4 separate regions of the Homo sapiens genome follow, and all the other regions are linked to region 1. Evidence: read pairs that join two places in POLR2A ChIA-PET (ENCODE). Cell type or tissue: HepG2. All regions are shown on one strand. Each heading gives the region's core, and the rest is flanking DNA. Links, peaks and the distances in the headings are about the cores only.

Region 1 (6,093 bases), core at 657-5,656:
CTAGGGCTCCCCTGCACCCCACCCACACCAGGCATCCCCCACGGCTGTTCCCCTAGACTAGACCACAGCCTTCCCACAGCAGGGGCCAGGCCTGCCACGTCTGAACATCCCCTTTAGCTTGGGGCATCCCTGTGGGGCAGAGGCACAGGCAGGTGCCCATGGCCCCTCATGGCCCTCGTTTTGTCCTCTTGCTTTCTGTGGAGAGTCTCCTTCCCCAGCTGGAGGCTAGATGTTGGGGGACAAGAACTTCAGTTTCCACTTGTCAAGTACCGCCTTCTTCTTGCTCCTCACAAACCCCAGAGTCTCCGAGGCTGGAAGGAAGGAGGGACTCCTGAGGGGCCCGCCCTGCCTCACATCCTCCCCAGTGCACACGAGTACTGAGCACGTGGACATGATGAACATGCACACGCACAATGAATGTGCACTAGTAATGAACACATGTAATGAACAGTCACGTGTAACGTGCAGAACCACATGAGGCGCACACAGGTGTTCCCGTCATCCTTGCACTCCTGGTCCAAGGGATGATGGACAGGTGTCAGGGTGCACAGGCGCAAACAGCGATGGGGTGAAGCTCTGGGCCTCAGTGTCCCTGAGCCCACCAGCATCTGGGCCTTGGACCTGAAGGCACTGCTGTGCCATGTGGCCAGAGGGCTCCTGGGGACCAAGGTGCCGTCACCCACTCTCCACCCTTACAGTGGCGCTTAGCCACCATCTGTCCATGACTCACCACAGGTCATGGAGCCCTTTGTGCCCCTTGGTTATCAGGATTTTATGTAGCTCGTCTGCTTGCTCCGGGTGGGTATGCAGCCCCTCCACTCTGTCACCCTCCCAGGAACCAGCTGGGCAGGACAAGGCCCCTTCTGCACACCAGCAACCCAGGGGAGCCCAGTGGCACTCAGCTCCAGCCCTCTCCCAGCCAGCCCAACCTGTCCTCCACCTTGCTCTGGCCCTGTGGCCATCCCCTGCTGCCTAGGCAAGCCTGGACAAGCACCCGCCCTCTCTGAGTCCTCATCCATGAAGTGGAGACAGTAAGGCCTTCCTCCCAAAGCTGAAAGGAGGGAAAACAAGGTAGCATGTGTTTAAAAGTAGGCACAGAACTGGGGATTCTTAACTGTCATCCAAGCTATCCTGGAAAGCAAGGTCATAGCCCTGATTAGCCAGTGCACCTGCCTCTGAGAATGGGACCAGAACTCTGCTCCTGCTCCAGGAAGCAGGAGAGAGTGCTGATGGGGAGGAGTCTCTCTCCTCTCCTCTCATTGCATCTTCAACCCAACTCCCTCCTCTCCAACTAGCCCAGTGTCCTCCTCTCAAATCTCCACAGACGGCCAAGGCCTCACACTCCGAGGGACAGAAGGAATGCGTATTGGGCACCTGCCGTGGTGAGGCGGCACCTGCCGTGGTGAGGCTCCACCTGTACATTATCTTGTTTAATCCTCAGAATGACTCTTTGAGGAAGAAATCACCCATGCCACGCTCACTCTTTCTGCCAACGGGGGCCACACACACAAGTGCACACACATTTCATGTACATATAAACATACACGCGCATACTGCTCAGCCATGCACTGGCCCTGCCCGGGGCCAAGCCCCTCACCTGCAGGCTTCACCCTTACTCTACAAGGCAGGAACTTTTTTTTTTCTTTTTTTGAGACAGAGTCTCACTCTGTCACCCAGGATGGAGTGCAATGGCACGATCTCGGTTCACTGCAACCTCTGCCTCTCCCGGGTTCAAGCGATCCTCCTGCCTCAGCCTCCCGAGTAGCTGGGAATACAGATGTGCACCACCGCACCCGGCTAATTTTTCATATTTTCAGTAGAGACAGGGTTTCACCATGTTGGCCAGGCCGGTCTCAAACTCCTGACCTCAAGTGATCCGCCTGCCTTGGCCTCCCAAAGTGCTGGGATTACAGGCATGAGCCACTGCACCTGGCCGGCAGGAACTATGATATACCCAGTTGACAGATGAGGAAATCAAGGCATGGGGGAAAGGTAGCAAGTCACCTGTGGCCCCGTGGCTCATAATTGGCAGAGCCAAGACCCCAGCCTGAGCAGAATCCAGACCCTGGGCCCTGGCTCTTGCTATTCTCTCTGTAAACCACCATTTTGGGTGCCCTGAATACAAGAGAAATTCTCAGAGGATCAAAGAGAAAGCTGGTGTCAGACTTCAGGAGTGACGCGGCAGCCATGACGGGAGCAGGAGCAAGGATCTAGCTGGGGACCCAGCCTGTGAGCTCCCAGAAAAGCTGCAAGCCAGACCGGAGGCCCGCAGGGTCACCAGTGTGACCCTTAGGTGGCTTGTTTGTCTGCTTGCTTGTTCACTGAACCAGTTGCCAACATTGAAAAATTAGGAGATTCCCAGGAGCTCAGATGAGGACACAAAGGCACAAGAATGATATAATGGACTCAGGGGACTTGGGGGAAGGGGAGGAGGGAGGTGAGGGATAAAAGACTACACACTAGCTACAGTGTACCTCGCTCAGATGACGTGTGCACCAAAATCTCAGAAATCACCACTAAAGAACATTCCATGCAACCAAACACCACCTGTTCCCCCAAAACTATTGAAATAAATAAAAATGAGGAGATTTCACATCGAAATCCAGACCTTGGACGTCTCTCCCACAGCCAGGCACCCCACATGGCAAGAATCAGCCGGAGCTGGGCAGCAGCTGCCCGGGGGACAGCACATGTGGCCTCCAGACAAGCCAATCCTCATCTAGCCGCAGCCCTCATTCAGGCAGCCTAGAGGTTCTTCTGTGCACGCCCAGATAGGGCCACCCTCTCAAGAAATCAGCCTAAACCCTAGCTCAGCAGAGTCTGATGTCCCCATCCCAGCAGCTGCAAGGCCTGGGAGGGTCGTTAGAACTCGACGGGTCCATCCCCTGCTCCCCATTCCTCTCGCACACTACTGATTCTCAGACCTGGCAGGCATGAAGCACCATTTTTTGCATATGGCAAAATATGCATAACATAAAATGTACCAGTTTAACCATTATTTAGGTGAACGAGTCAGCTGCATTAAGGACGTTCCCATTGCTGTGGAACCATCACCACCTTCCATCTCCAGGACTCTTTCATCATCCCAAACTGAAACTCTGAACCCATTAAACATTAACTCCCATTCCCTCCTTCCTCCTAGCTCCCGGCAACCTCTCTCCTACACTCCATGTCTGTGATTGTGACTACTCTAGATACCTCGTATAAGGGAATCATACATGTTCTTTTGTGTCTGTTCTTTCACTTAGCGTAATGTCCTCGAGCTTCGCCCATGTTGGAGCATGTGTCAGAACTTCATTTGTTTTGAAGGCTGAATAATATTCTGTTGTATGGGTATACAACTTTTTGTTTATCATTCATTTGTGGATAGACACATGGGCTGTTTCTACCTTTTAGCTATTACGTATAACGCTGCTATGGATATTTGCAAACAAGTATCTGTTCAAGTCCCTGCTTTCCATTCTTTTGGGTATATACTCAGGAGGGAAATTGCTGGATTATATGGTATATATGTTTAAGTTTTGGGGGAACTGATGAAGCACTCTTGACAATACAGATTGCTAGGCTGTACCCCAATCCTCTGTGATTGGACCCCAGGAATGTGACTTCTTAAAAGGATCCCCAGGTGACTCTCAGGCAGCCAGTCTATGGAACCCAGGAGTCTATTTTATACATGCACACTTATAGATTTATTCATTAAGAAAGTTAACATAGGTTCACTGATTCGTTCAACCAATATGTGTTGAGCACATACTAAGCGGCAGGCCCTCTGCAGGTGCCGGACACAGTGTCGCTAGCAGGGAAGACAGACACATCCAACGCGTTACCTCAGTGGTTCCCAACCCCAGCGACGGCCTCCCAGGGAACATTTGGCAATGTCTGGAGACATTTTTAATTGTCACCACTGGGTGGAGAGGTGCTACTGGCAGCTAGTGGGTGCAGGCCAAGGATGTGGTTAAATATTGCGCTGTGCACAGGACAGACCCCTGGAACAAAGCATGGTTGGCTCTAAAATGTCAAGGGTTGGGACAAGATGTGGTGGCTCATGCCTGTAATCCCAGCACTTTGGGAGGCCAAGATGGGGGGATTGCTTGAGCCCAGGAGTTTAGACCAGCTTAGGCAACATAGCAAGACTCCGTCTCTATTAAAAATAAAAATAAAATAAGTAGCTGGGCGTGGTGGCGCACAGGAGGATTGCTTGGGCCCAGAAGTTCAAGGCTGCAGTGAGCTATGATCATGCCACTGCACTCTAGCCTGGGTGCAGAGCAAGACCCCATCTCAAAAGAAAAAGTAAGTCAAGGGTAGGGATGTGGAAAAAATGCTGCTTTACTTAATGACCATTTTACCAACATTTAGGAAAAGAACAGGGGTTGGGGGAGATCTGTTAGTGATGGGGCAGCTGTGGTGGGGTTGGAGGCGGTGGGAAAGGTAAGCCACTTGGAGGCAGCCCCAAGCCGAGGGTGCAGACTCTCCAGCTACGGCCTGGGCTCACTTTCCTCCTCAACCCTATTTCCTCAGCTTCCAGAATAGGGCAGGGGGACTGTGGTGGGCAGGATAACGCCCTCAGGGATGCCCTAATCCCTAGAACCTGTGAATACGTTAGGTTCCATGACAAATGAGCATTAAGTTTGTGGATGAGATTATGGATAATGATAGGGACATAATCCTGGATTATCCAGGTGGGCCCACTGTCACCAACAGGGTCCTAAAATGTGGAAGAGGGAGAAAGAGCAACCAGTGTCAGAGTGATGCAATGTGACGAAGACTCACCAGCCATTGGCTGGCTTGGAAGATGGGAAGGGGCCACGAGCCAAGGCATGCAGGCCAGGAAGGATTCTCCCCGGAGCCCCCAGAGGGAACACAGCCCTGCTGATGCCTTGACTTTAACTCACTGAGAGTGCGTCAGACTTCCGATCTCCAGAACGGTAAGATACTAAATGTGTGGTGTTTTAATCCACTTAGCTTGTGGCAATCTGTTACAGCAGCAACAGGAAGCTAATACGAGGATGTTCTCAGCAGGGGATCCCCCTAAATGACAGCAGACCCCAGAATGGCCTCTCACCCCATATCTGGCTTCCAGTTCCTCTAAAAGTGCCATGAAATAAACCCAACCTTCCTGACTCAGATGGGCTGGGAGAAGGTTTCACTTCTTAACAACAAACAAAACCTGCCTCAGAGAAGGCACCACGTCTAGACAAATGTTTGGCTCTCAAGCTGCTGCGGGGTTGTGAAGCTGCATATTTGATAACTGAAGTATTGGCACTGTTTATTATTTCATAGGACTTGATTGTTTCTCTGTATCCTGAGAGGGGGCAGGGCCCAGCCATGCCACTGTAAAAATTCCTCCTGTGACCTGGCCCTACGGCCCCCGCTGCCCTAGGCCCACCTCACTGCTGGGGAGGGGTGTTAGGCCTACAAGGGGCTGGGGCCATCACCTCCCACCTCCCCCGTGCTCAGGTCCCAGCAGCAGGAATGGCCAGTTCCCAGGCCTGACCACCCATAGGCTCAGCCCGTTCTCCTTGGTCCCATTCAGGGCCTCGGTGACTGTCTTCCTAAGCTTTATTTCCCTCCCTGCCTCTGCTCTCAGGGCCTTTACACTCACTGTTCATTCTGCCAGGAGCACCTTCTTCCTACCTTTCCGAATGTTTCTCACCCACACTTCCAGTCTTAGCCTGAATTCTACCTTCCTGGAGGTCTCCTCTGAGCTCGGTTGTGAAGCAGGCCCATTCTCCACGTGCCATGGAAGTGTGTAGGAAGCACTGGTCGGTCAGTCTGTCTGTCTCTGTGTTGAACTGCACATCAGCTTACAGATCCATTCTCTCAACGCATGCAGCACATTTTCATGGACTCATTCAACCTCTACGTGCCAAGTGACTGCTGGACTCCCAGACCCAGCCCACAGCTCTCATCACCACCTGAAATCTTCCCACTTATTTGTTTCCTTGCCCGTCATCAGTCTCCCCTGTGCTGATAGCGGACCCGTGGTGTCAGGGACCTGGGTTTCTTTGTTCTCTGTCACCTTCTTCTTGGTCCACTGTAGAAGCCCAAACAGTATCTGCTGAGTGAATGCAAGTGTCATGCTTTACATCCAGC
Region 2 (6,093 bases), core at 664-5,663, 87 kb before region 1:
CTGTAAAATCAGGGGCTTAGGCCAGGTGAGCAGGAGGCCTCCAAGTGCTCTTCACACGGCCAAGAGCTCCCCTCGTCTCGCCGAGCTCCGATTCCCTGAGCTCACTCAGCCCTGCTCACCCAGCTGCAGCGACGGGGTCTGGGGTGGGGAAAGCAGAGGGTGGTGGGGCGAATGGGGGCTGTTCCAACCCTAAACCCTGGCTTGCAATTAAACATGCTCATACGGTCACAACCAGAGAAAAAGGTTTGCTGAGCAGCAGGCGCAGAGAGCATTTCCTCACTTGAGGGTTGATTTAAGGCCTGGCTGACAGGAAGAAAAAGCACCATTCTTCCACCTTTTTAATCAAAACCTTCAGGGCCATGTGGAAAAGCCACTGCCACACACCCTCACGTCCGTCTGGAGTGGTTCCTTTCTCTGTCCATGGCCAGGCAGGAGACGTGATCCACAAGCCCCAGACAAGAACAGACCAAAGGAAAGAAGGCAGGGTTTGGTTTTCGGGGTCACTGGGGAGAAAAATAAATCAGTCCGGCCACACGCTCACGAGCTGTGCGGGCTCGTGGCCTGTCCCTCCCTCCACCCTGGGCCTGATGCCAACATCCAGCAGCCCTCGGCCCAAGCACGCCCAGCTCTTCACCGGGGTGTCCTCGTGGTCAGCCCAGGCGATGGACTGCACGGCCCGGGCACCGTGCCAGGCACAGCCCTGCCAGGCAGAGACACACCGGACCGGCAGCCTGTGGGTAGAGGTCCTTGTGATCGAGGCTGGAAGGCTCTCACTGTGCCTCTTTTGAGTTCAAAGGAAGGTGATGCTCACCGTTTCCCATGAAGGTGGGCACAGCCTCCAATCAGAAGCGGATCTGAGGCCGGGCGCAGTGGCTCACGCCTGGAATCCCAGCACTTTGGGAGGCCGAGGGAGGTGGATCACCTGAGGTCAGGAGTTCGAGACCAGCCTGGCCAACATGATGAAACCCCGTCTCTACTAAAAATACAAAAATTAGCCAGGCGTGGTGGTGTATGCCTATAGTCCCAGCTATGCAGGAGGCTGAGGCGAGAGGATTGCTTGACTCCAGGAGGTGGAGGTTGCTGTGAGCCGAGATCGCACCACTGGACCCCAGACTGGGCGACAGAGCAAGACTCTATCTCAAAAAAAAAAAAAAAAAAAAAAAAAAGAAGCAGATCTGCAATGAAGCTGAGGAGGCCGAAGCTTTAGGGTTTTGTTTGTTTGTTTGTTAATTGAGACGGAGTAGTCCTTTATTTGTAGTCCTGGGAGCTACAGAATGCTCTATCTTGGGAGACAGAGCATTTCTACAGAAGCACTTCCGGGAAATTGAGGTCACAGATGAAAAGGATATGAATCTCCAAGCCCTCAGTAATTTGTTGTGATTTCTTTTCTCCTTCTCAATATTCACTTTTGTACCTAACCTCCTATTCTTTTTCTTAAAAAGCATGCTCAGCAAGTTATTTAAGCTTCAGTCCCCCCTCAAAGAAACTCTGGATCTTCCCTTGTCTCCAACTCTCAAAGGGGCCTCTCCAGGGCCCTTCCAGAGGCCATGATGCCTTTAGGAAGATGGCATCCAGTCTGCCATTTTTATCTTTCCTTGGTGAACAGTCCAAAGACCTAGAGTCTAAGGGGTCTCTGGGCTCTCTGGAGTCTTGTGTGTCTGGCGGAGGAGAAAGTGGGAGTGACACCATGACACAGTGTTCAGAAGTAACCAGCATCCACGAAAGGCCTGTGACTCCATCATGGTGCAGACACACACCACCACTCTTGCAACCTCCTTAATTCTTTGGCTGAGGATCTCTTGTACCTCTTTGGTGGTGACCATGAGGGTAGCTGGGTTTTCCACCAGGCCAGGAAGAGACTTCAAGGCATGGGAGCTGTCTTTGTGAGCAGAGGTGGAGGTGGGGCCACTGCTCCAGTGACCAGTCGGAAAGCTTCTTCAGCTGGGGTCCATCAGCCATACGGGTTCCCTGAGTGCCCATTCTGTGCCCAGGCCATGAGGTCCACCCTAAGGACCCCAGAGACCAACTCTGTTGGCCAATGGCAGGAGTTCAAGGTCAGCAAGGACTGCAGGCTGTAGAGTGCAGGTCACAGCCCCTCAGCACCTAGGAGAGAGCGCTCACAGAGGTGGCCTCTTTAGACACAGGTGGCTCCACGGCTGTGGAGAGGTTTGATCATGGCCCAAAGGGTAAAGGGGGTTTAGCCAGGCAATAGGGAGGACCCTTCTATCCTCCAGCTCATGCCATTTGTGCGCTAGGAACTCTTCCAAGACTAGAGCTCTGGATGAATTCACTTTTCCTAATGGCAGAACTGACACTTTTCTAGACCCCTTTCAGATGGTAGGGTTGCACTGAGGATCACAGGCAGACAGCAGGCTCAGGGCTATGAGCAACCAAGTGAGGGCCGTGTGGCTGGGAAGTGCTGGGAGCAAGCCTTGCCTTGGGGCTGCAAAGCGTCGGGGGTGGTTCCAGCCCCTTCACAGTGCCCTGCTGACCTGGTCAGCCTGAGACCCAGCGTGTCATGTTCTCTGGGCCAACAAAGTAGAAAAACCCAGCCCTTCAGAAATAGCTGCAGCCCTTCAAGAAAAATAAAATGGACTGGGTTTGAAAGACCCTGACCCACATTTCCTTTGCTATTCCAGTGGCTTCACAGAAATAAGGAAGAAGTGCGCTTAGGGGTCGGGAAGCGAGGGAAGATATCTTTAAACGCTGGCAGAATTTAACTGGGGGCCCTGAGAGCTGGGCAACTTTAATGAGAAGGAAAGGAAAATACACAGTGACCCTGACCCAGACCCCGACCCTTTACGTCAAAAGCAAAAGACGATAATTAACAAAATGCAATGTGCCCGGACGTGGAGTGAGAGGCCAGCTGAGCTCTGTCAATTTGATAATCCCTGGTCGTGACCCGCAGGCCCAAAGTGTGCAACAGGAGATGACGCACTGTTTACACAGGCCGCGCACGCGGGGGCTCGCGGGACCCGGCGCAGCTGCAGGAGCAGCAGCAGGAGTGGGATTCTTCCTGGCCAGTGGTTTGCATGCAGCCAGCTCCGCTCAGGCCAATGCAACCACATGCAGGTCACTGACACATGGAGCCCAGGCCCTGAGGTGCTGGGGATGTTCACGGTGGGGAAACGGTGGGGAGTGTCCCTCATTCTTTGTGCGTGATAGGCGAGGGCAGGGCCCGCCAACTTTCCTTCTTCCAGAACACCCACCACCCTCCTCAATCCGAAATCATGTTGGATTTTTCTCCAGTGAAGACTTCATCCCTTCGGGCTGCAAAATAAAGGGGTTGGGGGGCAGGGGGCAGGAATCTCCTACGAGCCAGGAAATTCAAGAGAACCTGCCCCTCACCTCAGCCACGTGATGCCACTTCTCTGCCCAAGGTCCACGGATGGGGAGGGCCTGCCAAGCCACAGGGACCAGGATCACTGCCACCCAGGACAGAGTTGGGGGTGCCCTCAGGAAGCCTGTGGCTGAGTCTTCTGTCTGCCGCCACTCCAAAAGAGAGGCATTCTGGACAGGAAACACTATGCACACACATTAAGGACAGGGTCAGAGGCAGAGCCAGCTCTGCCAGCATCAAAGGAACCTCCAATTTTCTGACCTGGATGGTCATGAGAAAGGAAAAAGGACCTAGATGGGCCTGCCCTGGCCCACTGTGAGGAGCTCCAGCAAGGCACATCAGCCTCAAGGGCGTCAGGAGGCGCCAAGATGAAATCAGGCTGTGGGCAAAGACAATTTGTTTTCCAGGAAAGGTTGGTGAGGGGTGGGGTGTGTCTATTTGAAGGACAATTACACAGTCATGAAATATGCCGCGCAGGAGACTGTGACGTGAGAAGATGCTAAGGACACAGCGCAGAGTGGAAGCCGAGGCCCAGGTTGGGGGTCAGGAGCTGGGCTGGGCCCCGGAGGGCGCTGGCATGCACAGCCTCTGGACGTCAGCCCGACACCGCCTCCGGGGCTTGCTCATTCCCCGGCCTTGCTGCTTGCCCCCTGCTACACCTGGGAAGCTGATTCAGTGGGAACTTTTGTCTTTGGTTAACTTTCAAGAAGACAACGCAGAGGAAGAGAAAGATCACAGGCTCCAGCATCGGACAGGCCAGCTTACATTCCACTCTTTTCTTGCTCTTTTTCTTTCATTGTGGTAAAATAGACATAGCATAAACTTCACCATTTCAACCATTTTAAAGTGTACAATTCAGTGGCATTCATTACGTTCATCATGGCAACCATCACCTCTATCTTGTTCCAAAAATATTTATCATCCCAACAGACACTCTGTACCTGTTAAGCAGCAACTCCCTACTCCCTCCCTCCCACGTGCCCCCTGGTAGATGCTAACTTACTTTCTGCCTCTATGGATTTGTCTATTCTAGATACCTCATAGAAATGGAATCACACAATATGTGGCCTTTTATGTCTGGCTTCTTTCAGTTCACATAATGTTTTCAAGGTTCATCCACATTGGGGCATGTATTAGCGCTTCATTCCTTTATATGGTTGAACACTGCAGTGTAGTGATAGACCACTTTTGCTTATCCATTCATCCGTTGATGGATACTTTGGTTGTTGCCATTTTTTGGCCATTGTGATAATGCTGCTATAAATATTTGCACACTAGTATCTGTTTGCATCTGTGTTTTCTGCCTTTTTTTTTTTTTTTTTTTTTTGAGACAGGGTTTTGCTCTGTCACCCAGGATAGAGAGCAGTGGTGCAATCATAGCTCACACTGCAGCCTTGAACTCCAGAGCTCAGGTGATTCTCCCACCTCAGCTTCCTGTGTAGCAAGGACTACAGGCATGCGCCACCATACCCACCTAATTAATTTTTTTTTTTTTTTTTTTTTTTGAGATGGAGTTTCACTCTTGTTGCCTAGGCTGGAGTGCAATGATGCAATCTGGGCTCACCACAACCTCTGCCTCCTGGGTTCGAGCGATTCTCCTGCTTCACCCTCCCGAGTAGCTGGGAATACAGGCATCCACCACCACGCCCGGTTAATTTCGTATTTTTAATAGAGATGGGGTTTCTCCATGTTGGTCAGGCTGGTCTTGAACTCCCGACCTCAGCTGATTTGCCCGCCTTGGCCTCCCAAAGTGCTGGAATTACAGGCGTGAGCCACCACACCCAGCCCCCCAAGTTTTCTTTTCTTTGTAGAGATGGGGGTCTCGCTGTGTTGCCCAGGTAGGTCTCAAACTCCTGGCCTCAAGTAATCCTCCTGCCTTGGCCTCCCAAAGTGTTGAGATTACAGGCATGAGCCACCATGCCCAGCCTCCCTGTTTTCAATTCCCCTGTTTTACCATTATGAGCTAAAGAACTCTGACTGCCTGGGTAAAACAAGGACAATAGTGTCTACTACATAGGATAGTCATGAAGATAGAATGCACTAAAGCTATAAAGCATGTCGCATACAGTAGGTGCTAAATTAATGCTATTTTCTCTCACCTCTTCCACTAAAACCCAGAGAGTTAATGACTTAGTGCTTAACTAGTAGAACTTCCGGCAACAGCCAACTTCTCTGCTTTGCACAGACATTACGAATGTCTCAGCATTTAGACACTTACTGGCTTAAAGAAAAAGCACCTCAGAGGAATTGAAACCCAGCTGCCGGCCATCCCCAGTGGGAGAAGGAAAACCAAGTCAGTAAGCATCCCTTTTGAGGCCTCCTCTCCTTGTTTCTAGCACAGAGTTATAGAAAGCCCCACAAGGAAGATTCCAGTCTCCTCTTCCAAGCTGGGCCTCTCGGGGCCTCAGTTTCTTTATCTAGGAAATGAGGAGTTTAGCTCAGCTCCATGGTGCTTAAACTGGGATCCACAGAACCCTAAATGTTCTCCTCAAAGTCAGAGCCTGGGGAAGGGGAAGGGGAAGCGGAAGGGAGGAAAAAGAGAAGTCCAGCCCCCAGCTTTGTCAACCACAGATCTTTTTATCTGTTTGCACGCTGGGAATCTGCAGATAAAACTGCGTGCGGGGCCCAGAACTGGGCAGCCCCTGAGATTTCCCTGGGCGCCCATCCTGAGTGAGCCTCCACTTCTTGTTATTTTATATGGCTGTGATGAGGACTTAGCAAAACATGGAATATGAAGTTCTAGGCTACAGTAG
Region 3 (6,093 bases), core at 736-5,735, 51 kb after region 1:
ACCTACGAAGCTGAGCCCATGTGCCAGGAACCATGCTCCTGGGCCTGCATGCTCTCAATCTTCCCCAAACCCAGAGAGGCTGGGTCTATCATGAGCTCATTTTACAGGTGAGGAAGCTGAGTGCTTAGGAAGCTAGCTTGTGGCTAAACCATAATTCAAATCCCAGGTTCTTACTGCTTTGCAAAATTGCTGTCTCCAAGAAGGTTTAAACTAAAAGGGTCTTTGTTTGCACAGCAACTCTCTCATAACAATAGGTACTTACAGGCCACAAGTGCCCCAGGCCACCCAGTGAGAGGTGGAACCAAGGCTGGAACCCCTGGGTGCTGACTTCCCGATCAGTGTTCCACCCAGAGGGCGCCAGCTCTCTTAAAGGATGTGAAAGCCCCTCAGCTAAGGGGACAGAGAAACCGAAAACTCTAACTTCATTCAACAGGCAAAAATGAATGGACTCCCTTTGCCTCCAGCTGTGGGCAACAGTCTAGAGGGAGAAATACCCAGCCTGCACCTGCACCTCAAGAGGCACAGCAGCATCACTGAATGGAACAAACACCAAAGAACAGCCAAGTAAAGTCAACTGTCCAGAGCCTCCCAGGTTTCTGACGACCCAGCCACCCTATACAAGGCCAAGGTAACATGCAGAGTTCACTGGTTGGTCACCTTCTGAAGGAAGCACAGGTAAGTGCCCTACAGAAGCTGGGAATGGAAGCTAACGCCTGGGATCCCTCTGTACGCCTCTCGCCAGTGCGCTTTTCCTACAATGCCCACATGCAGCCCCACCCCTGAACACTTATCAGTCGCTAGCTCTATTTCCCAGTCTTGTCAGGGTCAGACATCTCAAAAACAAGTATGGTTTATGTTTCTGTACCATGAGGGAAACCACAGTCTCCCATGTCACCGGGTCAGTGTTCTAATCTCGGTGCTGGCCAGCACCCATGTCCCCTCCTCAGCGGCATGGGTGGGTTGGGACCAGTCTCCAATCAGATGCTGATGGCTAACCAAGCTTTGCTTCAAACCAAGCACCTCAGGGCTCTCTCACTTATGACACAAACCCAGCTCTAATGAGCTGAAGTTTAAAAGAATACATAGGCCAGGCGCGGTAGTTGACGCCTATAATCCGAGCACTGAAGTCCAGAGTTTGAGATCAGCCTGGCCAACATGGTGAAACCCTGTCTCTACTAAAAATACAAAAATTAGCCAGGTGTGGTGGCATGTGCCTGTAGTCCCAGCTACTTGGGAGGCTGAGGCAGGAGAATCATTTGAACCCAGGAGATGGAGGTTGCAGTGAGCTGAGACTGCACCACTGCACTCCAGCCTTGGTGACAGAGCGAGACTCCATCAAAAAAAAGAACACATAGGATTGAGGGAAGGAGACTGTGCAAAAATCTCAACAAGAAATAATAGTGACGGCACTGAAAAACCCCAGATACATGGCTCAGCCACTTAAACACCATTAACCAAATCACGAAACTAGGGTTGCAAAGTAGGTGACCCATGGGGACAAAGCTTGGGGAGATGAGTTCCCCTGTGGGTCAAAGCCGCGGCCCATCCACACTTGTGGCCTGAGGGTGCCAAATGTCTCAGCACCTTGGGAGGGCTTGAGAAAGCCTGGGCTGGAGCGTCTGAAGCTAGCACCCTGCCCCAGACATCCATTACACCATGAATAGATCATGGATGAGTTTATGTAGAATATGTTTTAAACGTCACACGTAGCCTGCAGCTCCTGAGCTCACCCTCTGCTGACCTGCTATCCCAAGGCAGGGCAGCAGAATCCCACAAAGCAGCTCCATCTGGAAAAGACCCCATCAAAGCCCCCTTTTAATGCAACCTGTGATGACCACAACCCCCGACACCACCAGCCTCAGAACAGGTGCCAGTGGACACATCTCAAAATCACCTGCTTTATGCCTACAGTGGAGCTGCCGAGGCACCTTCTGGAAATCCACATTCTGTCTACTCATGACCCCATGTAATCTCCTGCTATCCAAATGGGCCTCTCAATGAGGCTTAAGCCATCGCCGGTCTGGTTTTGTTCATATTCCGAGGCATGGAATACGACTGGCTTGTATGTGGTATCAAAGGGGACTATTATCTTTGGTTCCGTAAAAGAATCCTAGAAGGACTGGGGAGGACTTGGAAGGCGTCAGAGAGGGACTGCCACCTCCCTGCCAAGGGGCTAGCCAGCTTCTGCTTGAAGCCTGCTCAGAGCCAGAATCAACCCTCAGCCTGCGGAGTCCCCTCCACAACGGGCTGGCCTCCCTGTCCCTCCAGGTCTATCAATGCGAGAACAAGTGACACAGACAACTGTGAATATCTGACAGGTCAGGCCTTAAGGACCATGACACCTCCTCTGCTCCCCACTCCAGATTCTGTGGTATTTCCAATGCTCAGCTCATGGGTCAGGGCAAAACCTCTACTATGCAGGGCTCTGTGCTAGGCCCCGCCCAAGCTCTTCACAAACACTAGCACACTTAATGCTCGCAACGACCCCATGAAATAGAGATCTCATCCACTCAGTTTCTTGTTTCTTTCTTTCTTTCTTTTTTTTTTTTTTTTTTGAGATAGAATCTTGCTCTGTCATCCAGGCTGGAGTGCAACTGCATGATCTCGGCTCACTGCAACCTCCGCCTCCCAGGTTTAGGTGATTCTCCTACCTCAGCCTCCTGAGTAGCTGGGATTATAGTCACCCGCCATCATGCCTGGCTAATTTTTGTATTTTTGTAGAGACAGGGTTTCACCATGTTGGCCAGTCTGGTCTTGAACTCCTGACCTCAGGTGATCCGCCCACCTCAGCCTCCTAAAGTGCTGGGATTACAGGCGTGAGCCACCACGCCCGGCCTCATGCACTCAGCTTTACACATGAGAAAAGCTCTGAGTAACAAGTAACACATCCAAGCTCACACAGCTGGTGAGAGCAGAGGCCAGGGTGCAAACCCAGGACCGTCCCATTTAGCATCTATGCCCTGAGCTACCATGCGATTCAGCCGGCACAGGGTCCCATACAAGGCAGAAGTTCAGAACATTTGGAACCATCTCTGCTGAACGGGGCATCACCACTACATCTAGGAGGGCCGCGTCAGCCTACAGGGCCAGAAATCCAGGTTCTATTCCTAGCTCAAGGGGGCCCGCAGGAAGGCTCTTCCCAGCAGAGTCATGAGACTGTGGCAAGCCCACAAAACAGGGCCCCACAGACAAGGAATAAGAGTAGGCATCATGCCAAATGATTTCCACAGATGAACTCCTTCAGCCTCCCGAGTACCTACGAGGTTAGTGCTGTCTTCACAGATGAGGAAACACACACATATTAGGCAAGCAACTTCCCCAACGTCACACAGCTAATCAAAGTGCTGGAGCTGGGACTGGCAACTCCAGAGTCACGCTCCAGAGTCCACCTGCTGCTAAACCTCGTCACCAACCTAGTGCTCACACACCTGTTTTTCCCTGACGAGTCAAAGGCCCCACGTTCCCCTCTTCCATTGCCAAAGGTGGCGACAAAACCCCGCACACACCAGCCCAGCACTGATGGGGTGAGTCATTTACGAGCTCCGGACCATCCAAGGTCTTCAGGTTCAAGGAGCTGGTGACTCAGTGCAGCCACCCCGTCCAGGGCTCCAAATTCCTCTTTGTCAAGTGTGCAGATCTGTATATGCTAAATGTCTGTTTACTAGAGCTAAACAAAGAAGTCAATGCAGGCAAACAAAATCTGTAGGAAACACATTGTTTCAGCCAGTCTCTGGGACAGCAAACAATAGAAGGCAAAAGGCTATGCAGAGAACTTGGTAAAGAGAAACTGCCTTGGAGTTCCCAAACCTGCAGACCCTTGATTGTGTTGGCAGCTCGAGGGGATGAGAGAGCCTCTAAAGAGGCCAGGCGTGTCTGAGAGGGCCTCTCTGAATGACCAGCGCCCAAAGGGCGTGGAGGATGTGGCTGTACACGTGTGGCCCGGGCAGGTTTCCGGTGAACACTCCCTCCCTAACGGCGCCGGCGCCACCCCAGGTCCTGGTGCTATCTGACAGTGTGAGCTTACTTACGAAAGCCCGGTCTGCTATTCAGTCACTTCTAGGCGGGTCCTGTTATTATTATTAACAAAGATAAGATTACGACTAATAATAACACTCATGACATTTAAATGCATTTCATCCTATCGCTTCAGCCTTGCTCTCTGAGGTAGGGTAGAGTTCAAATTCCACATTTGTGTTCCGCCAGGGGCCCAGCATGCCAACTCACTCAAACACAGATGAAATTTCCAGAGCTTTCTTAAGAATGAAGTGAGTTTTTTTCCTTTGCACTAACGTGCCAAGCACACTGCAGTTTGAGCTGCTGGAAGGAAAATGCCTATTGTTACACCTACAAAACCCTACTTAACTCTCAGCTTCACACCTCTCAGGAGAAACTGCTGAAAATCTCCTAGAGACTGCCCCCCAGCTAATTTGTGCATTCCCCCAGCATTTGAGGGTCTTCTGCAGAGAGGGCTGTGGGCCGCATGACAGACCTGCACCTGCACAGAGCAGCTTATGGGCCTGTCATGGAGGTGAACAATTGTCCCCTGGTTTCTTAGGGGATTGGTTCTGGTGCCCCCCTCAGATGGCAAAGTCCATGGATGCTCAAGTCCCTGATATAAAATGGTGTAGTATTTGTATAAAGCCCATGCATATCCTCCTATACACTTTACATCATCTCTAGATTACTTCTAATACCTAATACAATGTAAGTGCTATGTGTATACAGTTGCTATAACGTATTGTTTAGGGAATAATGACAAGGAAAATGTTTGTACATGTTCAGTACAGACCCAAGCATCCTTTTATTTCTGAGTATTTTCAATCTGCGGTCAGTTGTATCCACAGATGTGAAAGTTGCAGATACAGAAGGCTGACTGGACATCAATGAAGGTACAATTACACATTTTGGTGACAAGTGGCAAAGAGATGAACAGAGGACTGTGATGAAGAATGGCAGGGCTGGCAGTGGGCTGCAAAGGAGCCCTGCTAGTTAGGATGCAAATAACAGGCCCCCAAGAAGGTAATATTTATGCCCAACCCTGAATGCCAATGAGCAGTGAAGGAATGTGGAGAGGAGAGCACGGGACTCTGGGCAGAGGGAACAGCAATAGGAAGGTACATTCAAGGTACTCCAAGGAGGCTGGAGGAGCAGACAAAGTGTGGGGGACTGGCACAAGGCCCCCTCCCTCCCAAAGGCCAACACCCCAGGCTTTGGAGCTGGCTGGCCCCCTCCAAGGTGGCTCTGAGAAAGAGGCTTGGAGAGCCAACTCAGCAACTTTTTTTTTTTTTTTTTTTTTTTAAGATGGAGTCTCACTCCATCTTGCAGGCTGGAGTGCAGTGGTGCGATCTCAGCTCACTGCAACCTCCGCCTTCTGGGTTCAAGCAATTCTCCTGCCTCAGCCTCCCAAGTAGCTGGGATTACAGGAGCACACCACCATGCCCGGCTAATTTTTTTGTATTTTTAGTAGAGACAGGGTTTTACCATGTTGGCCAGGCTGGTCTCAAACTCCTGACCTCAGGTGATCCACCCGCTTTGGCCTCCCAAAGTGCTAAGATTACAGGCGTGAACCACTGTGCCTGGCCATTATATCAGTCTTGACCCTAAACCTAACCCTGACTCCCCAGGATGAGAGCACGCAAAGCTCTCTGAACAGGGCCTACCCACGGAAGCCTCATAATGTGAGCCCATTACAGGGCTAACCACACGGGTGCTGCTACCCCAGGAACCCTCGGCTGCATGTTCAGGGACTATAGGACGTCCTCAGGAAACCCCTTCCATGGGTTTGGGGGCTCCCAACATCCACCTGTACCATTCTTGCTTCTCACGGGAAGTAGGCCACAACTATTGTCTATTGTTTGTTCTCCAGCAAGTCACCCTAACTGTCAGAGAAGAGGCTCGTGCTTCAACAAGCAGGGGGAACGCGTCAGGTCATCAAACTTCCTGTGAAAAGTCCCTCTTTGTTTAGAAAAGATGCTGGTTTGTTTCTATGTTTCTGTTAGAGAACAAACAGAAAGCTGCCTGGAAGAGTCTAGAATGAGGTAAGAGAGTTCCAGTCAGCCAGTGGCAGAGGCCCCCAAATCTACCCTGAGCAGA
Region 4 (6,093 bases), core at 716-5,715, 100 kb after region 1:
CTCCTTGTGGGATGTCTTGAAGTCCACATGGCAATATTTCCACCCCTCACATCTAGATGGAAAATTCTTACATTTTCTCAACAATATTTACTTACTGTTTTCTTTGGCCAGATGAAGTACTGTGTATTTTTAAACTTTCCAGGAAGACAGTTTATTAAGATAATACAGTGTAGGATAATCAAACTGTTTATTTTTGACTTTTGATTTAATCTTCCTTTCTGTAATCTACTAAAGAAAACATTAGAATCATGCATTTGCCTTTCTTGGATTGCGAGAATCAGTTCAATTAGCAGTGGCGGGTTTTTTTCCTGTTTATTTCTACTACAAATGTAACCCCTCTTGGCTCTCATTCTTCCCTTGGGGTAATTTTTGTTTTAATGTGTAATGCCTGCTCTTCAAATTAACATCAAATTTTATTCTGAAGTACCCACAGTTGAATTATCAGTGGAAAATGCACCTGCAAATTCTCAAGATTTGAAGGGTGAGAAGAGACTCCAGGATCACCTGGCCAAGCTGCACATTTATGCAGCTGAGGATGGTTTTGCTTGGAGAGGAGCCACACAGCACATGAGTGGCACACTCTCCTTTTCCCTTTGAACTTCTCATAGAACCTTGATCAAGCTTTCAATGGAATGGAAACATCTTGCCTCAATGCACAGCAGGAGAAGATACCATATTACCTCGAAAATTAAAAAGTGGGTGACTAGGCTGGGCGCAGTGGCTCACGCCTGTAATCCTAGCACTTTGTAAGGCCAAGGCAGTTGGATAACCTGAGGTCAGAAGTTCGAGACCAGCCTGACCAACATGGTGAAACCCCATCTCTACTAAAAAAAAATGCAAAAGTTAGCCGGGCATGGTGGCGGGCGCCTGTAATCCCAGCTACTCGGGGCGCTGAGGCAAGAGAACCGCTTGAACCTGGGAGGCAGAAGGTTGCAGTGAGCCGAGATCGTGCCATTGCACTCCAGCCTGGGCGACAGAGCAACACTCCGTCTCAATAAATAAATAAATAAATAAATAAATAAATAAATAATAAATTAATAAATAAATAGTGGGTGACTGGATCTCACTTCTGGCAAGTTATGAAGCCTTGAGCTTTGCCAGATGTTAGCAACAACATCATTCCCACCTGCTAATAAATCCTATCCTAAGGTTGGTTATGTCTGTTACTTGGCTGCAATGCACAATGAGAGCCCAGTCTGGGAATCTGGAGGGCAGGGTTCTGGCTATGTTTGTTTGTTTGTTTGTTTTTTAAGAGACAGGGTCTCACTCTGTTGCCCAGATTGGAGTGCAGTGGCTATTCACTGGAGTGCAGTGCATAGCACACTGCAGCCCAGAACTCCTGGCTCAAGTGATCTTCCTGGCTTGGGAGTAGCTGGGACTACAGGTGAGTGCCACCGTGCCGGACTTGGGGTTCTGCTTTTAGTTCTACAGTGGGTATCATAGTTGTCTTCTAATATTAGAAGGGCCCCCTCAGGCAAAGAGTGGTGCATTTATCCTGGATACCTCCAAAGAGCAGAACCAGGACCTAATGGGTTAACATGGCACCAGACATACCAGGTCTCCACAGGCCGACTTGGGTTTACTTTTAGCATCTCGTTAGTTCCAGTAAGATACAAAGAAAAAGCCCTGGTGTCAGCCCTCAGGAAGTCTACAATTTAGTGGGTGAGGCAAGAAGCCTATCTAATATATATAGATATATATAATATATATATATTATTATAGATATTTTTAATCCAGTGGTTTAAAATCGGATAGGCTGCTTAGAAGAAGGTATGAGCTCCCCGTCTCTAGAAATATTTGAGCAGAAGACAGAAACCAACTGCCAGGGAACCTGCAGAGTCCTATTTGGGGACCCGGTCAGAGTAGTCTGGATGTCCAAGATAATCTCAGAAGGCACTCAGAAAACCCACCAGCTCCAGGGTTCTATAGAGCAGCAGTTCCCACGCCTGGTTCATCCTCAGAACCTCCTGTTTTAAAAATACAGGCTATCCCCAAAAGCTGCTGCTTCAGTACAGGCAGGGCCTGTGTTCCAGGGTTCACTGCGTCCTCCAAAGAAGATTATGTTGAAGTCCTAACCCCCGGTACCTCAGAATGTGACTTTATTTGGAAATAGGATCTTTATGGAGGTAATCAAGTTAACATGAGGTCATTCAAGTGGGCCATGATCCAATAGCACTGGTGTCCTTATACAAAGGATAACTCTGGACACAGGGACAGATGCACAAGAGGAAGACGCACAGGGAGAAGACAGCCACCAACAAGCCAAGGAGAGAGGCCTGGAACGGGTCTTCCCCGGGTACCTTCAGAGGGAGCACGGCCCTGCACACACCTTGATTTCAAACGTCTGGCCTCCAGAACTGTGCGACAATAGATGTCTGTTGTTCTAAACCACCCAGTTGGTGGCACTTTATTACGTATCCCTAGGAAACACACAGCCTGGGGATGGGTGTTAGAGTTGCAGAGCTGCCCTGGAGGAAAATCCAGGCCAGGGGACCCATCCTGCTTTGGAGCCTCTTTCTGCTCCTGCACGGCCACCCATGCGGGCCCCTTTTGGCCCTCAGATCCCTTCTTTGCGGAAGGAAGGAGCTGGCTTCAGTGTGAGGAGCTCCCTCCCACACTCTGACAGGACACGGAGCCCGTAGCCTCAGCACGCAGTGAAGGGGCAGCCCTTCCCCATGTAGAGCTAGCTCACACATCTGCAAATGTTTCCCAGAAGAAAATGCCATTCTCCTCCAATTGTTAACAAAATTACTGAAGGCCGTGGGGCTCTGGACTATGCCCTCATGCCAAGCTTATCTCGGAGGGAGGCAGAGCAGGAGGAGGGGCCACTGATTTGTTTTGTGTGGTGCTGTTTTTAATGGGCGTTTTCTATTCTCAGGTGGGAACCGTAGGGCCCTTGTCTAGGTAAATTCCATGCAAACCTTTAGTGAAAGCAGTTACCAGAGGAAGAGCTACAGAATTCCACAGAGGAGGATACTGTGCCAGATCAAAGACAGGGCAAATGACCTCAGGAGGACTGACACCAGCACAGGCAGCACTTGGAGGGGATTAGGAAGGGGCGTCCCTTCCTCAAGACACTTTCTGCCCCCCGACCTGATACATTTACACATCTACCAGCTTTAGGATGGGAACAATGGCTCCCTAGAATTGTACAATGTACAATGAAACGCAAAAGCTCTCAAACACGAAAAACGAAGCAATGGATTGGCACCACAGGAAACAAGGGGAAGTGGCTCCTTGGTATGTGATCTTGGAAAACCACTTCACCTCTCTGAGCTTGTTTTCCTTCTTTCTCAAACTAGAATAATACTAACAGCAACAGCAAAAACAATTCCCAGGCCCACAGGGTTGTGCTGATGATCCACAGTGAGAGATCCAAGACACCTTACGAAGCTGTGGGCTTGTTTTCTGAGTGTACCCCCTGCCTGATTTACACATGCAAAATCCAAGGGCAACTGAAAAGTCATCTACAACTAAAGTCTTTGACTGAACTCAACCTTAATTTCCCTAATTCAAACTTTGAATACCATAGAAAAGATGACTCATTACTCAGAGGTGAGGGATGTTAAGTCCCAAAGGTCTCAGAAATGTCATGTCACATGTATCATGCTCCTTTCTCATAAGAAAATCTACATTGTACATCCCTAGGGTCACTGAAGCCTATTTCACAAATTATTATGATTCTTCCCAAAGAGGAAAGGGGATGTTATTAGGCAGATACTCCCACAGGAAAAAAACAGAAGTCTTTAAAATAAGTGCATAAAGATGAATATATCATGGGTAGGATATTCCTTTATATTATCTTTAAAAATTAGAGAATTTAAATGGCTCATTCTAGGGGCTTGGTTAAATATATTATAAAACTAGTCAAAGACAATGAAAAACACAGACCCCTTTAGAACTGGATAACCCCTAAGAGTCTGCTAGAACATACCCAGCATTCCATTGAAACAGCATTCAGCTTCCAAAGTCTTTCACAATTTTTCCTGACACCCATCCATTTCATGGGAAACTATAAACACAGATATGGAAAGGCTCTGCAGCATATTGTGGACTGAAAACAGCTGCGGAACAGTGTGTACACTGGGACCCATTTTGTGTAAAGTTCTATCTAGATGTTCGTATGTGCATATACAGAGATTTGGGAAAACGTTCACCTACATGCTGACGCTAATTATTTCTGAGTGGTGGGATTGGTAGCAGGGGTGCATGGGAAGACAGAGAGAGATGCTTTACATGGTCCTTTGGACTTTTTTTTTTTTCCGAGATATAGTTTTACTTTGTCCCTCAGGCTGGAGTGCAGTGGCACGATCTCGGCTCACTGCAACCTCCGCCTCCCGGGTTCACGCCATTCTCTCCCTTCAGCCTCCCGAGTAGCTGGGACTACAGGCGCATGCCATCACACCAGGCTAATTTTTTTGTATTTTTAGTAGAGACAGGGTTTTGCCATGTTGGCCAGGCTCTTCTCAAACTCCTGACCTCAGGTGATCTGCCAGCCTCAGCCTCCCAAAGTGCTGGGATTACAGGCATGAGCCACCACTTCTGGCCTGGACTTTCTTTAGTGAGTATTACCTTTGCAAATTTTTTTTTTTTTTGAGCCTCTGTCACCCAGGCTGGAGTGCAGTGGCGCGATCTCAGCTCACCACAACCTCCGCCTCCCGGGTTCAAGCGATTCTCCTGTCTCAGCCTCCCAAGTAGCCGAGATTACAGGCGCGTGCCACCATGCCTGGCTAATTCTTGGATTTTTAATAGAGACGGGGTTTTGCCATGTTGGCCAGGGTGGTCTCAAACTCCTGACCTCAGGTGATCCACCCACCTTGGCCTCCCAAAGTGCTGGGATTACAGGCATGAGCCACCATGCCTCGCCTCTGAAATGTTTTTAAGCTACCAAAAAGACTAGCAAAAATACCAAGGACCATGATATAGAACAGTCACCACTAGCCACTGAAGCATAAACTAAGAGGTGCACCTGAAGACTAGCCCTCACCTCCGTAACCCATGGAACCAACCAAGGAAATCGGGTTTCTCCTTCCTTAATTTATATTTTGCTATATATTATAGAGAATTAAGCTTTAATTTGTAAAAATCCCTCTAATTGGATACTGCTGAAGGGAAGACATCTGGGGCAAATATCTAGGCCTGGTGCATTCCATCCCAAGCAATGGTTAGTGGTTTGGAGAATAAGTGTGCGGCAAAATAACCAGTGGTTACTAATTATTATATATCACAGGGCTTGGCACCATCCATAAAGCCTCATCATGTTGGCCTCTTCCTCTTCAGAGAGGATTACAGAATTGACTGTTTAGAAATTTTTCCTCCAAGTTAACATACGTTTTCCTTGTCTTAATTGGATCCAGCCTCCCTGCCCATGAGCAGAAAGGCAATTTTTCTTTAACGATTACATCCTTCAAATGCCAGGTCATCAGCCATCCCTAGGTCTGGAAGGATCAAGCTGCTTGGCTTCCTCTTTTCTTTCCATTTGCTCAACCTCATTCTAGCAGTTATGTGAAAAGCATGTGAAGCTCACATCGAAAGTTACCTTCGATTTGGCCAAAAAAGGGATGAGTGTTATCGGCATGAAACATCTCCTCCTACTCACACAGAGCCTCAGAAATGGGGAGAACTGTTTGCCCCAAATGTTTGGTCTAATGCAAATATTTATTTCTTCCAAAACGACTAAAACAAACCACTTCCAAATTAGGGGGGAGGGGGAGTTTGCCAAACATTTTTCAGAGTTAAGACAAACATTTGGAAAACATTTTCCAATTTGCCCTATAACCTTAGTTAACCTTTCTTAACCATGTTGAATCGTATCCTAATGTACCATCTATTGTGACCCCAAGGCCATTTCTTGAGGATATCACTTTCTCGGCTCTCTTCTTCACCATCACATAACATAAATACAGGTTGAGTATCCCTTATCTGAAATGCTTGTGACCAGAAGTGCTTTGGATTTCTGATGTTTTTGGATTTTGGAATATTTGCATTATACTGGTCGAGCATCCCAAATCTGAAAATCTAAAATCCAAAATGTTGCAAAGAGTCAAGTGTGGTGGCACGCACCTGTAGTCCCAGCTACTTTGGAGGCTGAGG

The links. Peaks named below come from ENCODE experiments on the same cell type or tissue, not always from the same donor. Only the 100,000 strongest peaks of a DNase experiment are listed, where the experiment ranks them.
Region 2: POLR2A ChIA-PET joins it to region 1 with 11 read pairs; 8 of 35 experiments call an interaction of 5 or more read pairs at or near these places.
Region 3: POLR2A ChIA-PET joins it to region 1 with 60 read pairs; 7 of 35 experiments call an interaction of 5 or more read pairs at or near these places.
Region 4: POLR2A ChIA-PET joins it to region 1 with 10 read pairs; 3 of 35 experiments call an interaction of 5 or more read pairs at or near these places.

The regions. Positions count from the first base shown.
Region 1 is chr10:119,320,187-119,326,279 of GRCh38, reverse strand. All of the region lies in intron 1 of GRK5 (G protein-coupled receptor kinase 5), which reads right to left. Among named protein-coding and RNA genes, the nearest start is that of GRK5-AS1, 16 kb to the left of the region's middle. In HepG2, for the core only: a CTCF peak has its summit at 3,946; a DNase peak (open chromatin) is centred at 3,119; H3K4me3 peaks cover 1,014 bases.
Region 2 is chr10:119,406,916-119,413,008 of GRCh38, reverse strand. All of the region lies in intron 4 of GRK5 (G protein-coupled receptor kinase 5), which reads right to left. Among named protein-coding and RNA genes, the nearest start is that of MIR4681, 32 kb to the right of the region's middle. In HepG2, for the core only: no CTCF peak of the experiment used is centred there; DNase peaks (open chromatin) are centred at 2,908, 3,638 and 4,738.
Region 3 is chr10:119,269,038-119,275,130 of GRCh38, reverse strand. The region is part of intron 1 of GRK5 (G protein-coupled receptor kinase 5); the gene reads right to left. Among named protein-coding and RNA genes, the nearest start is that of GRK5-IT1, 64 kb to the right of the region's middle. RefSeq lists an enhancer at 5,802-6,051. In HepG2, for the core only: a CTCF peak has its summit at 3,476; DNase peaks (open chromatin) are centred at 3,510 and 3,980; H3K4me3 peaks cover 671 bases.
Region 4 is chr10:119,219,327-119,225,419 of GRCh38, reverse strand. All of the region lies in intron 1 of GRK5 (G protein-coupled receptor kinase 5), which reads right to left. Among named protein-coding and RNA genes, the nearest start is that of GRK5-IT1, 14 kb to the right of the region's middle. RefSeq lists an enhancer at 2,536-3,047. In HepG2, for the core only: no CTCF peak of the experiment used is centred there; DNase peaks (open chromatin) are centred at 2,799 and 3,977; H3K4me3 peaks cover 858 bases.